2 separate regions of the Mus musculus genome follow, and region 2 is linked to region 1. Evidence: chromatin contacts called from ENCODE POLR2A ChIA-PET data. All regions are on one chromosome and are shown on one strand. Each heading gives the region's core, a stretch centred on a gene start or an enhancer-like site at or near the end of the contact. The rest is flanking DNA. Distances are from core to core; before and after follow the strand shown. Region 1 holds the start of Pim3 (proviral integration site 3). Region 2 holds the start of Plxnb2 (plexin B2).

Region 1 (6,630 bases), core at 2,957-5,456:
TTCTCAATCTCCTGGCCAGAGACTTCTGCTGTGCTGCCTGAGACCCAACAGGTGGTACCCAGTGGCCTCAAGACTGAGCACTGTCCACCAGTGACCTACTTTTGCAGCTGGGTGTGGCTGATGGCTTGCTCCTTCCACAAGATGGAACCAGGGTTCAATCACTTCGGACTGAACATCAGCACACCATCTTGCACTCAACCCCCTTCCTTACTCTTCCAAGTACTGTCTATTCTACCTCACTTGTTCTAACACCTCCACAGGAAACAGACTTCTACTCTTCCTAAGGGCAGTTGCCCCACCCCCACCCCAAGACTCCTAATGAACCAGCCTTCTAGCTCTGAGTAGAAAAAAAGGTGGTAGCCGGGGAGTGGTGGTGCACGCCTTTAAATCCTAGCACTTGGGAGGCAGATTTCTGAGTTCAAGGTCAGCCTGGTCTACAAAGTGAGTTCCAGGACAGCCAGGGCTACACTGAGAAACCCTGTCTCAAAAAAAACAAACAAAAAGAAAAGGTGGTAAGGAGGGACTAGGAAGAAACACCCTCTGGCTAATTCATGGCACTGGCCTCTCGAAAGCTTATCTCTACCCCTCCCCACTCTCCCCATCACCCACTTGACAGAGATTTAACAGAAACCTGGAAGACTACCCAGGGCCCCAGTCCAATAAACAGAAGTTATCCATTATATACCAAAACATTTAATTGAAATACCTGTATAAAAAATATGATCTTCAGACATTTCACACTTTTGAACTTATACAACCCCACCCCTGATGCTTAGTCACACCAGGGTCACAGAAACACAGCTGCTAAAATAAATTAAGGGCTTGAGACTCTGTCCCCCAACCCCAGCTTTCAGAGCCAGCAAGCAGACTGTACAAGGTCAATAATTTAAACCCCTCCCCAGCGCAGAGTGCTCAGGGTGACAGGGTCTCCCACTCCCCTTAAATTAGCCACTGTACAAATGCTTCCTCCCGCAAACACGGGGGTTGGGGAACTCCTCCAGGTGCAGGAATTAGGATGGGGGTCTGTGGACTCAACAGCCACATTTGACTTTCAACACCCCAGGGGCCTGGAGAAGGTGGTTGCTTGGAGGAACCTCAGCAAATAAATTAAACAATAAATAGCCCCAGCAGGGCGGGGGCGCCCTCCAGGGTGATCACACCATAAATAAGAGACCGTGGTGGCACGCTTAGGTTGCGTGCGGAGCCGTGCCGTGCCGGGGAGGCAGACGGGCAGCAGTGGCCCAGCGTTGCATTGCTTGTGCAGACATGCCCAGATGAACACCAGGAGACTGGAGGGTTGGAGGTGGGCACCACAGGGCGCTCCATGTCAAACACACTTGGTCAGGAAGGCTGCCTCCTGAGATGGAGCAGCAGGGTCGGGATCTCTGGTTCAAGTATCCACCCAGGGCAGGACCTTGCTTAGCCCGCAGCCATCTTTGGACAGAAGAGCTCAAGAAAACCCAGGCCCTGTGGAGCAGCGTTCAAAAAGGCACTCAAAGCAAAGGAAACAGGCCCGGTGCCGAGAGCAAAGGTCACCAGGGGTCAGAGGTCACTGCTTTTGCAGCAGACATCCCAGGCAGAAAGTGTTCAATTCTGGGAGAGCGCTGGCTAGGCCGAGCCCAGGCCCCTTCTCCTCCTCACAAGCTCTCACTGCTGGAAGTGGTACTGGCTCCGTCGTCAGTATCCAGGGCACAAAGCCGAAGGTCACAGTTCTCTGGAACGCTCCCCTCTGTCCCCAGCATCCAGGGGTGGGCAGCAATTTGGTCCAGGGAGGGCCTCTCTGAGGGCCTCAGGGAGAGACACCACTCAATAAGCTGCTGGCACTCTGCAGAGAGAACAGGGGGTCAGAGTCCTGCTGCAACACTGCCCTGCCCCCAACACGGCCCCAGCCAGCTTCTACAACACACCTGGGGAGACCCTCCTCCGGAAAAAGAGCCTGCCGCGCAAGATCTCCTCATCCTGCTCAAAGGGAATGTCCCCACACACCATGTCGTAGAGCAGTACACCCAGAGACCACACAGTGGCAGACCGCCCGTGATATCGGTGATATCGGATCCACTCTGGGGGGCTGTACACACGGGTGCCTGAGGGAAGAATCGGGATTAGGTACACATCAGGATATATACACACTGGGGGGTGAACACACTGAACAACGGGCCTTCATTAGCTCTCAGCCAGCCTCCATGGGGCCTCTGAGAATCTTGCTTGTCATCACCCTGGAAAAACCCCAACACAGCTGCAGGCGGGACTCAGGAAAGGAGGGACATGGAGGGCAGGGGAGGAACAGGAGTGAAGGGGAGGTGAAGGCCCACCCCTAACAGGCCCCAAGGCAGGAGCGCGTCACATGAGCTCCGGCTCCAGTTTCACAACAAACAGATACAACGTAAGCCACTGGGAACCAGGCCTGGTGTTCTAGCTCCTCCCGCCCCGGCTCGCCTTGCTCAGCTCTGCAAGGCTCGGAAAGGGGAGGAGAGGAGCTTAGAAAGAGGAGGGGCGGGAGAGATGGGAGGAGGGAGGAGAGGAGTGGGGGAGCCCCGGCTTCCCCGCGCTCCGCAATGCGGGGATTTCTACTGCGGCGCCCCCGCGCTCCGCACGCACGCACGCACGCAAGGGAGGCCCGCGAGCGCCCTCCCCGGCACAGGGAGGGGCCACGGCGCCGAGGCGGCTGGCGGGGGCCCTGCGTCACGCGCGTATCGCGGGTCTCCCTGGCTGCCACCCACCGTCCCCAGACCCTGCGCCCTCACACCGCAGAGGGCTACCCCGGTGTCCCCAGTCCCCCCCACCCCTCCCGTAAGCCAGGCGTGGCGCGTGGCCGCCTAACAGTCGCCGGAACGCCGCACCACCTGCTCACCATCAAAGTCAGTGTAGACCGTGTCCTTGAGCACCGCGCCCGAGCCGAAGTCGATGAGCTTCAGCTCTCCCGAGCGCAGGTCCACCAGCAGGTTCTCGTCCTTGATGTCGCGGTGCACGACCCCACAATTGTGGCAGTGCCGCACAGCGGCAAGCACCTGCGCGAAGAAGCGACGCGCCAGCGGCTCGTCCAGGGCGCCTCGTTCAGTGATGAAGTCGAAGAGGTCCTGTGCCGGCTCGGGTCGCTCCAGCACCAACAAGAAGCCGTCGGGCCGCTCGAACCAGTCCAGCAAGCGGATGACGCCGCGCGCGCCGCCCGCCGCGCCCACCTTGCGCAGCAGCACCACCTCCAGGGGCACGGCCACTCCGCCCTGGGGGACAAGGCGGTCATCGGACAAAGCCAAGGCAACCCACACCCGCATGCCCCGCACCCGCACGCCCCGCACCCGCATACTTACGAGACTGCCCCACTCGGTCACCCGCTCCTTCACCACGTGCTTCACAGCCACCTGCGGGGAAAAGAGGGGGCGACACGCGAGCGGTCAGACGGGCGGCCGAGCGTGGCGATCGTCCACGCGGGTGCGCCCGGAGCCACGACTCACCGGGAGTCCGTCGGCGATGCGGCTGCCCGCGTAGACCGTGCCGAAGCCGCCGCTGCCCAGCACGGCGCCCACCTGGTACACCTTCTCGAAGCTCTCCTTGTCAGCCTTGGCTGTGGGACAAACAATCGGGTTGATGATGACCCAAAGCCACCCCCCGGCCCCCGCCCAGGCCCCCTCCCTGGTCCCCACACATACCTGGCTGTAGGATCTTCACTGGGAGGTGGTCCACGCCGCCAGGCCCGCAGAGGTGCGCCAGGGAGCCGAACTTGGACAGCAGCATCGCGGGTGGCCTCGCGTGCGGTGCCGCCTCTGACCCGTCCGGCAAGGACGCGGGAGGGCGGTCTTCCTGACCGCAGACAGCGCGGCGGATCCCACGGCCCCGAGGCCGAGCGCTCAGCGGGGCAGCCGCGCGGCGCAGTTGCCCGGTGGCCGCGCGAAAGCGCGTAGACGGCAGCTGGCCGAGCAGCTCACACGCCCCGGCCGCCTCGCCCCGGGGTTTTGGACCACGGAGATGTGTATCCTTCCGCGGAGGCGGGGCCGCCTGAAGCTCCGCCTCCTTCCGCCCGAGGCTCGCTTTGCGGTGTGGCTGTTTTGAGTCTCGCAGGGCGGTGCTGGGGAAGCCGGACGCTCCCTGTCGTTTCACCAAGGGCTGGTGGCGCGCGGGGACGACGACCCGTCCGGACTAGCTTGCCGTAGTAGAGTCGCGGAGGTGCACGGCGTTCCGCGGCTTTCACGGCGCTCTCACCCGCCCTGCGCACGCGCAGCTCGCGCGCGGGCGGCGGCCCCCTTATGTCTCCGGCAGCGCGGGCGGGGCCGCATAAGCCAATGAAAATCGAGGTTTTGAAAGGACACGGGGACTCAGCCAATGGCAGCGTAGGGCGGGGCCTTCCGAGCCTCGCCCCCCAGGCCGCGCTGAGGAAGGTCACTCTCCGGCTCCGCGAGTTACGCGTGTTGTTCCCTCGTTCTTCGTGGGCGTTTGTGGCTGGGGGTGTGCGAGGAGTCGGCCCCCTCTGAGAAGCGGAAGTCCGGGAGGACAGTCGTGCGGCCCTGAGGCCTACGCTGACACTAGCTCTGTGTGCGTCACCCGCTGCTCGCGCGCCACGATGCGCACGTGGCTGGGCGACAGAGAAAGCATTGCCCTCAGACCTCTCAACCCAGCCTCAGCTCCCTGGAGCACACCTTGAGTGTTCGCCCATCAGCTAGGCTCAGATCTCATGCTCCTAGCTGGGTACTTATGAGAGCCTCCTAAACCCTAGATCCTCCCTCCTGGGAACTTGTCCCTCTGCTCTAAGGCCATCTGACAAAGTGTCCCTTTAGCTGCTCACAACTACCAAAGGTCCTTTGTTGATGACTATTATGCCCATAGTTCCGTCCTGAGCAGCTCAAGTAGACACAGCCTACAGCAGTCTCCCTGTGTCCTTTTTACCTATACCTTAAGACACCAGTGAAATTAGACTCAACTGTTGTTGACCCCTGGCTAAGTCACTGACCCAAGAGCAACCCAGGACTTGGAGTTGTCATCTGTCATAGCTGGGTGAGAATGAGTTGAGAGCCATTGCTCCCTGGACTTCAGTTTGATGTCTAAACGATTCAACTGTCGTTCCTGAACTGCTACTACTTGGGGGATCTGGAGCCTGGCTTCCCACTGGCTTATCCATGTTCCTCCACTAACACCGCAATCCACACTTTCTCTCTCTGGAACCTTTCTGAGGCGCCTACTGCCTTGACACTATTTGGGGCCCACCTGGTTTCCTCACCCCCTTTCTGTCTTTGTGGCCTAGACCCTCAACAGTCTGGACACACTCAGGCCCTCGGAATAGGTCTCAGGTTCTTGGAGCTCTGTCTGGCTGTCTCCTAACATGCTTTCCAGGAGCTGACCACATCTGCCAAGAACAAAGCTTTCCATACCAGCTATCAGCAGGGTTTACAGGGTACCTGCTCAGGTGTGGGGGAGGGGCGGGGGTTGTCTGCCTGTGGGTGCTTTCAAAGGACCAGCTAAGAACCCAACAGGGCCTGTGCTCCTCCTGGCCAGGACAATCTGGTTGTATTGGACCCCAGTCTTTCGGGAGAGGGAGGGAGGGATCCTTGAGAACTGTCTAGGTGGGTAGTAAATTCAATGGTGAAGAATGGCTGGGGTTCCCTGGTGTCTCCCTAGAGACCCTCACCCAGCATGTGACCAGGCTGGCCTCAAACCCATAGAGATCCTCCTGCCTCTGCCTCCCCAGTTCTGGGATTAAAAGTGTGTACCAGCACCAACCGGCTCCCAAGTGATTTTCTTTTCTTTTTTTTTTTCTCTCCTGTTTGTTTGTTTTTTAAGACAGGGTTTCTTTGTGTTGTCCTGGAACTTGCTCTGTAGACCAGGCTGACCTTGAACTCAGTGATCCACCAGCCTTTCCCTCCTTAGTGCTGGGATTAAAGATGTGTTCCACCACCACCTGGTTCCCAAGTGAATTTCTAAGCGGGTTCATTCCAGATCATCCTGGCCTTCACCCTGGCTAGTTCCTCTTGTAGTTGGCCTTGGGAGACCAGGACCAGAAAGGACCCCCCTATCCTTGGTCCCTAAACTTCTGAGGGGTGCTCCTGACACCTCGAATCTTCCCATACTAACTTACCTTATGGTGCTGTCACTCATAGCTCCTCTCTCCTCCCTTCCATGGTAGGCTGAGACCCCTTCATTGTACTAGAGGACTTGGGGGTGGGGGTTTATCTTTATTGTGTGGTAGATCAATTACTCTGTGGGCCCGTGTGTGTGTTGAGGACCCCAAACCTTCTAAGCCCCGTGATGTTATCAGAATAGGCCATGGCTCTCACCCCCAGGAATCATACATCCAACATGTGGGGGGGTCTTGTCATATTCCATTTGGCCTGAAGAAAGGTCTGGTAAGAGGCTTTATCTAAACAGCTATCCATGCATCTGTTCCGGACAGGCATTTGGAAATCCCTGTGTCCCCAAATAATCCTGCCCCACCCCCTACCAGCAATGGGCATAACCTACCCCATCAGCCTATTAATTAGGTTATCAAATAGAGGCTCTGTCTGTGGAGCCTATTCCCTATTTGCATGGGAGTCTGGACTGAATCTGAAACCCATGGCTTCTGGCCCTTGTCTACCTGCCCTGTCCCCGCTCCCAGCCTGTTAGAAGGTGGACCTTAGGCCATCCCTGCTCCACAGGTTTCAA
Region 2 (6,630 bases), core at 2,207-4,706, 320 kb before region 1:
GCCCCTCCTCCTGCAGCTTGCTTGAGAGGCGTTGGGCTGTAGCCTGATGCTATATTCTCTGCTGTCTTGGCCTTAGGGTACAATTGAACCCGTAGGCAGAGGTATCTCTTGGAGGTGCTGTTCTGTGCTCTTCCTAAAGGGCTAAAATGGCTCTGGGGACCTAAGTCTGCCAAGCTTCCCTTTCCCTTCAAGGCTCTAGCTTGTCTTCAGACCTCCCCTCCCCCCAAAGAAGCACTTTTGTCCTAGCAGTAAGAATGGGACGTGGAACACAGCCTGGTCCCTGAATGTTGGAGGATTCTGTGTTAGTTTAGCCCTGTCTCACCCATTCCTGGATTGATGCTATTGTGCAGTACTGCTAATCCTGGGTACAGCGCGTTACAATGTTACAACCTAGCATCACAACCTGGCCCTTGGGGTGGTCCAGACTGAAGTGAGGACCTGGAGCAGCAGCCAACCCTCAGCTGAGTATCAGAAACCTGTAGGTGGGTCTCCTGACCACTTAAGACTGCTCCTCTGAGGGACTGGGCCATGTGGGTTCACTGGGCAGTGTCAGTGTCAGGCAGTATCAGGGAAAAGGGGCATTCTGAGAGGATGGGCCGTACATCCTGTGATGCTTTAAAGGGCCACTAGCAAAGTAAGTTGGTTTAGAGCTGCATGGTGAGCGTTTGTTTTCTTAGAGAGCTGCTGAGTAGCATGGCCATGACCTGTTCTGGGTTCTTTGGACTCTTTAATCAAACCTCAAGTATGTACTGCCTCGCCCTTCCCCACTGATCCTGGCTAAGCCAGACACAGCGAAGGTATCCCAGTGGTAACAGGTGTCAGCACTGTGCCTAGATCTTTGCATGTGCTCAGTTGTTTACCCCTGACCTTAGCCCATGACAGCTTGTCACACTGCCCACTCTACAGGTGAGCAGACAGATGAGATAGATGGGTGAATTTACACAGTGATCTAGGTCAGTCTAATGCAGTATCCAAGGAGGTGACCTGTTAGAAAATTGAGCAAAGGCAGGTTGAGATGGAGACCTTGTCCTTAGGAAGAATGGCATTAGCATCTCCTGGAACAGTGGTGCCAGCCTCACCACTAAGAGCCTGGTCTCTAAGGGATCTTCAGAACCATGGCACCATCCTCTGTGACAGCTGGAGCTCCCCGGCTGTGGGGACTAGCCATTTGGAGTCTGCAGAACTGTGCCTTCCATGTGCCAGCCTCCTATCCGAGTGACAGGTCTAAGCCTCCTCCGTCTTAATGGCTCCACCGTAAAATGCACATCTCAAATATCACTGCAGTGTGTTTCTCGTGCTAGTTTTCACTTGACTTTCACACAGTAGGCTTCAGGGTGCCCCACCCCACACCACCCCAAGGACCTCAGCCACCATCAGCCTAGGACTCTTCATGGGAATCAGCAGACAGATTTAGAGGAGGGGCTGGTGGGGAGGTAGAAGGCTATAGACACAACAGTGCTGCTTAGGGCACAAACCCAAGGCTGACACACAGGAATGAGCAAAGTTCCAGTTTCTTCGAGGGGCTTGTCCTGGTTACTGGTAGAGTATACCGCCTGCCTGCTGGCTTCCTACCAGCTACATCCTCTCCGACTCTCTCTCTCCCAGGATGGGATCAGCTGAGTTAGTGGAGCTTCTGTCCAAAGTAGGCTCAAGCCCATCTCTTTCCATCCATGCCAAGGGCAGAGCCTGGAGGGATGTCGAGACAGATGGCTCCAAAGAGGTGCTCCCCTCCCCCCAGCCCAGAGGTCCCTTACAGTTTAGATGCCTGGAGAGTGAGAAGCTAATCCTGGAGATTGTGATTCCCAGAGCTCCCTTGTGTGGCCAGTTGGGAGAGCGCAGTGAGCCAGCATTCAGGGGATCTAAGAGGGTTGGGTGGAGGTCATGAGGCAGCCAGCCCCAGGGACAGACCGGAAGGACAGGAGGACTCTTTTACCCTCCAGCTTCCTGCCTTTTCTATTTTGAGCCCTACTCAGTTCAGAATACTGGCCTTCCCACAACTTTGTTATTAAAATATCTTTTTTTGTTATACAATACTTGTCTTTTAATATTTTTGATACAAAGTTTGCAGCTGTGTTACTGGATATTTTAGAGTTGTGTGTGTGTGTTGGGGGCCGTAGTGTTGAAATCACTGAATATTTTGGAGTCTCTTGTATGTGGGGGGAGGGGGCGGGGTTGCTGGTGGAGGGGAGAAGGTGATTCAACCAAGCCTGGCTGCTTGAGATGGGGCAAGTTCAACTTCCTTAAAGAAACAGTGAAGTCCTCAGATTTGTGAAGTTTTCAGGTTGGGGAAGACATAAGAATTGGGGCAGATCTCCAAAGCTGGGGAGATGTTGTTCCAAGCTGGCTCAGTCAGTCACGGGCACCCCAAAAGGCTCTCCACAGAGATGCCAGAGGAAATAGGAGGAAGTAGGCAGACGGTATTCAAGGAGGGCAAATCTGGAGGCTGGCGAGATGGCTCAGGGGGTAAGAGACTGCTCTTCCACAGGTCCCGAGTTCAAATTCCAGCAACCACATGGTGGCTCACAACCACCCGTAGTGAGATCTGACGCCCTCTTGTGGTGTGTCAGAAGACCGATACAGTGTACTTATGTATAATAATAAATCTTTGGGCCTGAGCGAGCAGAGATCCTAAGAATTCAATTCATAACAACCACATGAAGGCTCACAGCTAGAGTGTACTCACATACATAAAATGAATAAATAAATACATCTTTAGTTTTTTTTGTTTTAAAAAGGAGAGCAAATCTGGGGTGGAAGAGACAGCTATTCCAGGGTAGACATGAATGAGCTGGGGTTTGGGGACTAGTTCCAAACCTTGTCCTGAGATCGCCACCACAACTTCAAGGCCTGAAGTAGGAACCCTACGGTACTGTCCTACCCTATAGACATTTTGGGGGTCGGTAAGGCCAAGGGGCCGGGAAGGAGAGTAGAACATTCCATAAGGAGAACAGAGCGGCTAGGATTTGGAAGAAAGAATCAAGGTTCAGCAGCCCTCACCCTCGGGAACGGGATGAGCGCGTGGTCCCGCCTGTTGCCAATGGTGGTGCGGTTCCTTGCGCCCCGCCCATCTCCAAGAAGACACTTGAGGCCTCGATCTGGCCCAGGCGAAGCCACCCACTGGTGCCGGGCCGCGTGCGCCATTCAGTTCGGCCTGGGGCACTCCCGGGGTTGTGCCCAGCCTGAGCGAACTCCTCTGATGACGGGGCAGTGGGAGGTGCGGGGGAACTGGTGCCAGGAGACGAGACTGCAGCAGGCAGGGAGCGCGGATTGCTACTGGGCGCGAATCTCCAAGCAAAGCGGTGTGCATAAGTGGCTCTGAGCCGAGGGAAACGCGGGGTACGCTAGGGACGCCAGCCGCCCCTCCTTCCCACCCTCTACCCCTTAGTCTCGTCCCTCCCTCTCGCCCGCCCCTGTCCTCCCCGCCCTCCTTCTCCCCTGGCGGGGGCGGGGCCGGCGGCTCCCGCGCGCTCCGGCCCCTCCTCGGCCACACAAAGGCCCGTCTCCATGGCAGCCGCGCGGGCCGGAGCGCAACGCAGAGCGCGGCCCCGGCGCCATCGAACGACGGCTGCGGAGGAGCAGGTACGGCACTCGGGGACGGGAACTGTGGGGGCGTCGCGCAGGCCCAGGCTTCGCCGTCTCCGCCACTCGGCCTCGGCCTGCGCCCCCGGACGCGGGGGTCTTAGGGCAGTGCCGCTGCGCGGAGGGCGACGCGGGCCTGCGTCTTTGCCCCGCGTCTGTCTGTCTTTCCAATCGGCTGGGCCTGGCTGTTCCTGCCTCCCCGATTGGCGACGAGGCCCTCAGCGCTGGGATGCTGGGAGACTGTCCTGGCAGGCAGGGTTCCCACGACCCGGTGGAGCTGCACCCGACCCGGTGTAGTTTCAAACCCTCCTTCACGGCCGGCGTCCCTACCGAATCGATGGACCAGAGCAAGTCATCTCTGTCGTGCTGGACCTCCAGGCCCCAGTTCTCAAGCTAAGCTTGCTCAGACGCTGGGCTCTGCTGGGGCTTTTTACAGGGGTGCTCAACCAAAGCAGTGCCCACACCTTCTGGGACAGGGAACAAGAGCCAGAGAGAACTAACACTCAGTAGTAGTACCTGGTGAGGCCCCACGCCTCCCGGCAAGATCTCCGCAAGTTTCTAGTGTAGTTCGTTGTTGTGGTGTTTGGAGAGACACTTAGGATTCAGAGGGCTTAGAACTTGTGGGTGCTTTTACACAGTCCAGTCCTTCACTTCCATATACCTTCTTAAGGGAGATTCATTGCTTCCTCTGTTTCCTGCTGTGTGGCAGGTTTGTGTGTGGGTGGGTCCTTTCTATCTGGGGTCTTCTGAGCCTAAGAATCCTAGAGTTTCTGGCCACGTCACTTAATTCCTTTTTCTAGTTCCTTGGAGAAGGCAGGAAGGGAGATCGGATTATGGCCACCATGGTGGTGGTGGTCAGAACTGTAGCTGAAGCCAGGTCCCAAAGCCAGTGTCACGTTCTGATGAACGGAGGCCCTCGGGGGCCCTCATTTGCCTTGGGGAGTGCCCCCCTCTAACGTCTCTCTTCAATTTGTATTGATGATTTTAAAGCTGAATTTCTCAGACTGCTCACAAACACCTAGAGGGTGGGAGCTGTCAGCCTGATCCCACACCCGGATGCTGTCTTGGAACATAGGGAATGTCATCAGAAAGTTGGACTGTCGCTAGCATGAGTCCTTGCTCTTTGGTCAGGAGGTGAAGTTCCTAGGAAGGTAGAGCCAACGCGTGAGTTGTTTTGTGGAATGTGCCAAACCTTATTGTGTTGTATGGAAATTGCTCGAGAAGACTAATCACCAGGTAGACTACAGAGCCTCGGCCACCTAGTCGCTCACACCCTCCCATGGAAGTGGGGAGGCCTGAGGACTGGCCAGAGGTTTCTAGCCCCAGGATCTGAGGGAAGTTACTTAGAAAAACAAGAGTTTGGAATGTGAGTTCCCCCCTCCCCCACGGGCTGCCTGCCAAGGAGGAATTATTTTGGATTATCCAGCCGAGTCCAGCGAGTCCAGCTACCCAAAGAGCAGGCTGAAGCAGAAGGGGAGGCTGAAGCAGCCATGGGAGAGGGACCCACTTCCGGGCTGAGTTGAGAACCCCAGGAGGGCGGGGTTGAGAACTCCAGGAGGGCGGGGCTGGCAAGTCCAGGCAGCTCCACCACCTCGCTCCCATGGCTGCTCAGACCAGTCAGGGGCGGTGTAGGAGGGCATGTGTCACCTTGGGTTGGAGAAGGACCTCAAGGTCGGCTCCTTTGTTGGCCCTGCCCAACCTGGAATATGCCCAGGCTCCTCTGACAAAGCTCGTGGGGGAGGAAGTATTTTAGATCTCTCTGGACGACTCGGTTCACTTCCCAAAGTCATTCCTACTATGTTTAAGGATACCTTGGATGGGTCACACTCCTGGCAGAGACCCCTTAGGAAGCACATCCCTGAGGGCTTACTGGGGCTGAACCGCAGGCTACCTTCTTGCCTTCTCACTGACCAGAGTCTCGCTGAGGGGCTGCCCCCCTCCCTCCTCATTGGGATGCGATACTGGTCAGGACATCCTACAGGTGGACAAATAAGGTGTTCTACCAGAAGCCGTTGGGGTGTTCCTGGGTTGGCTCCAGGGGCTTATGGCTTATCCAGGAGCTTGCGTGGAGAGCACACTGGGAGGGAGAGCCCACAGCTGATGCCCAAGAGCAAGAAGCCTAGGGACTTGGCCCTGGCCCCTGCTAGTGGAGCAGAAGAGATTGGATTGGAAGGGATTGAGCTGGGCTGGGCTGGCAGCCCACAGTGGCGTCCATATGTCACATGTCCCCCCTACCAGATCTGTAGCTATTCTAGAACATCCCCATGTAATGTCTTCTGCCCAGTACCTCTCCTAATGGTTAGTGCTAATGGTTCTTCAGGGATGTTGGACCCTTGCCTGGGGGTCATTGGTGGAAGGATCTTCTAGCACTATCCCTTGCTTGTCACTACGTGCATATCTCTGTCACAGAGGACTGTCACCCTGCCATCGGACACTCCTTACATCCCCTCCAACCCTCTTGTTGCTTCCTGTGTCCAGCCTTGTTCTTGATATTCAGGGAGGAAGTGTTTTGTCCCTATCGAGGGCCTCTTGTAAAAGGATTGGCTTGGTGAGGACAAGGAGGAAAGTTGATTGGAACTCCAACCAAGGCTTGGTAGTCCAGGCTCTGGCTAGCTTGTGGATAGGACTGAGGCTGTCCCTACTAGCTTCACCAACCCTTCTGTGCCAAGCCATTGGATGATTAGATAGGGGGTAAGAGTTGGGTAACCCCCTCCATGCTAATGGCTGTTTGTGTTTAGGGTGGGGTTGTGGGTGGGGCGGGGCTGGGTTCTGACTAATTATAGACTGGGAAGGGCTGTAGTGTGTGTTGGGGGGGGGGGAGGTCGGAATAGGGTAGAAGGAGCTAATGCCCCAGCTCTTCTCTTCCCAGACCTCATGTGACTCCTCTTTCTTCCTCTCCATGGTTTCACATCCCCTGACACAAGCTTCTTCTCCCTGCCCCCAGCTGAGTGAGGCTAATGCTACCCTCTGTTGACATAGCAAGGACTCTGCCCTCTTCTGAGCTCTCTGACTACAGGCACTGCCTCTGGAACACCCCACTGACCCTCCTAT

Evidence for each region. ChIA-PET counts read pairs that join two places held with the same protein, here RNA polymerase II (POLR2A).
Region 2: POLR2A ChIA-PET joins it to region 1 with 31 read pairs in embryonic stem cell. The contact joins the promoter of Plxnb2 here to the promoter of Pim3 in region 1. POLR2A ChIA-PET finds 5 or more read pairs at or near these places in 3 of 5 experiments (Patski and embryonic stem cell).

What each region holds. Positions count from the first base shown.
Region 1 is chr15:88,859,770-88,866,399 of GRCm38, reverse strand. It overlaps Pim3 (proviral integration site 3), which reads right to left and starts at 4,206. Exons shown (of 6, transcript NM_145478.2): 1 at 3,648-4,206; 2 at 3,453-3,562; 3 at 3,309-3,359; 4 at 2,852-3,221; 5 at 1,908-2,084; 6 at 674-1,825. The coding sequence starts at 3,732. The coding sequence ends at 1,638. Gm33049 reads right to left here. Exons shown (of 3, transcript XM_006521646.3): 3 at 3,894-4,567. The coding sequence ends at 3,920.
Region 2 is chr15:89,177,614-89,184,243 of GRCm38, reverse strand. It overlaps Plxnb2 (plexin B2), which reads left to right and starts at 3,456. Exons shown (of 38, transcript NM_138749.3): 1 at 3,456-3,579. It overlaps Dennd6b (DENN/MADD domain containing 6B), which reads left to right. Exons shown (of 20, transcript NM_027081.3): 20 at 1-2,031.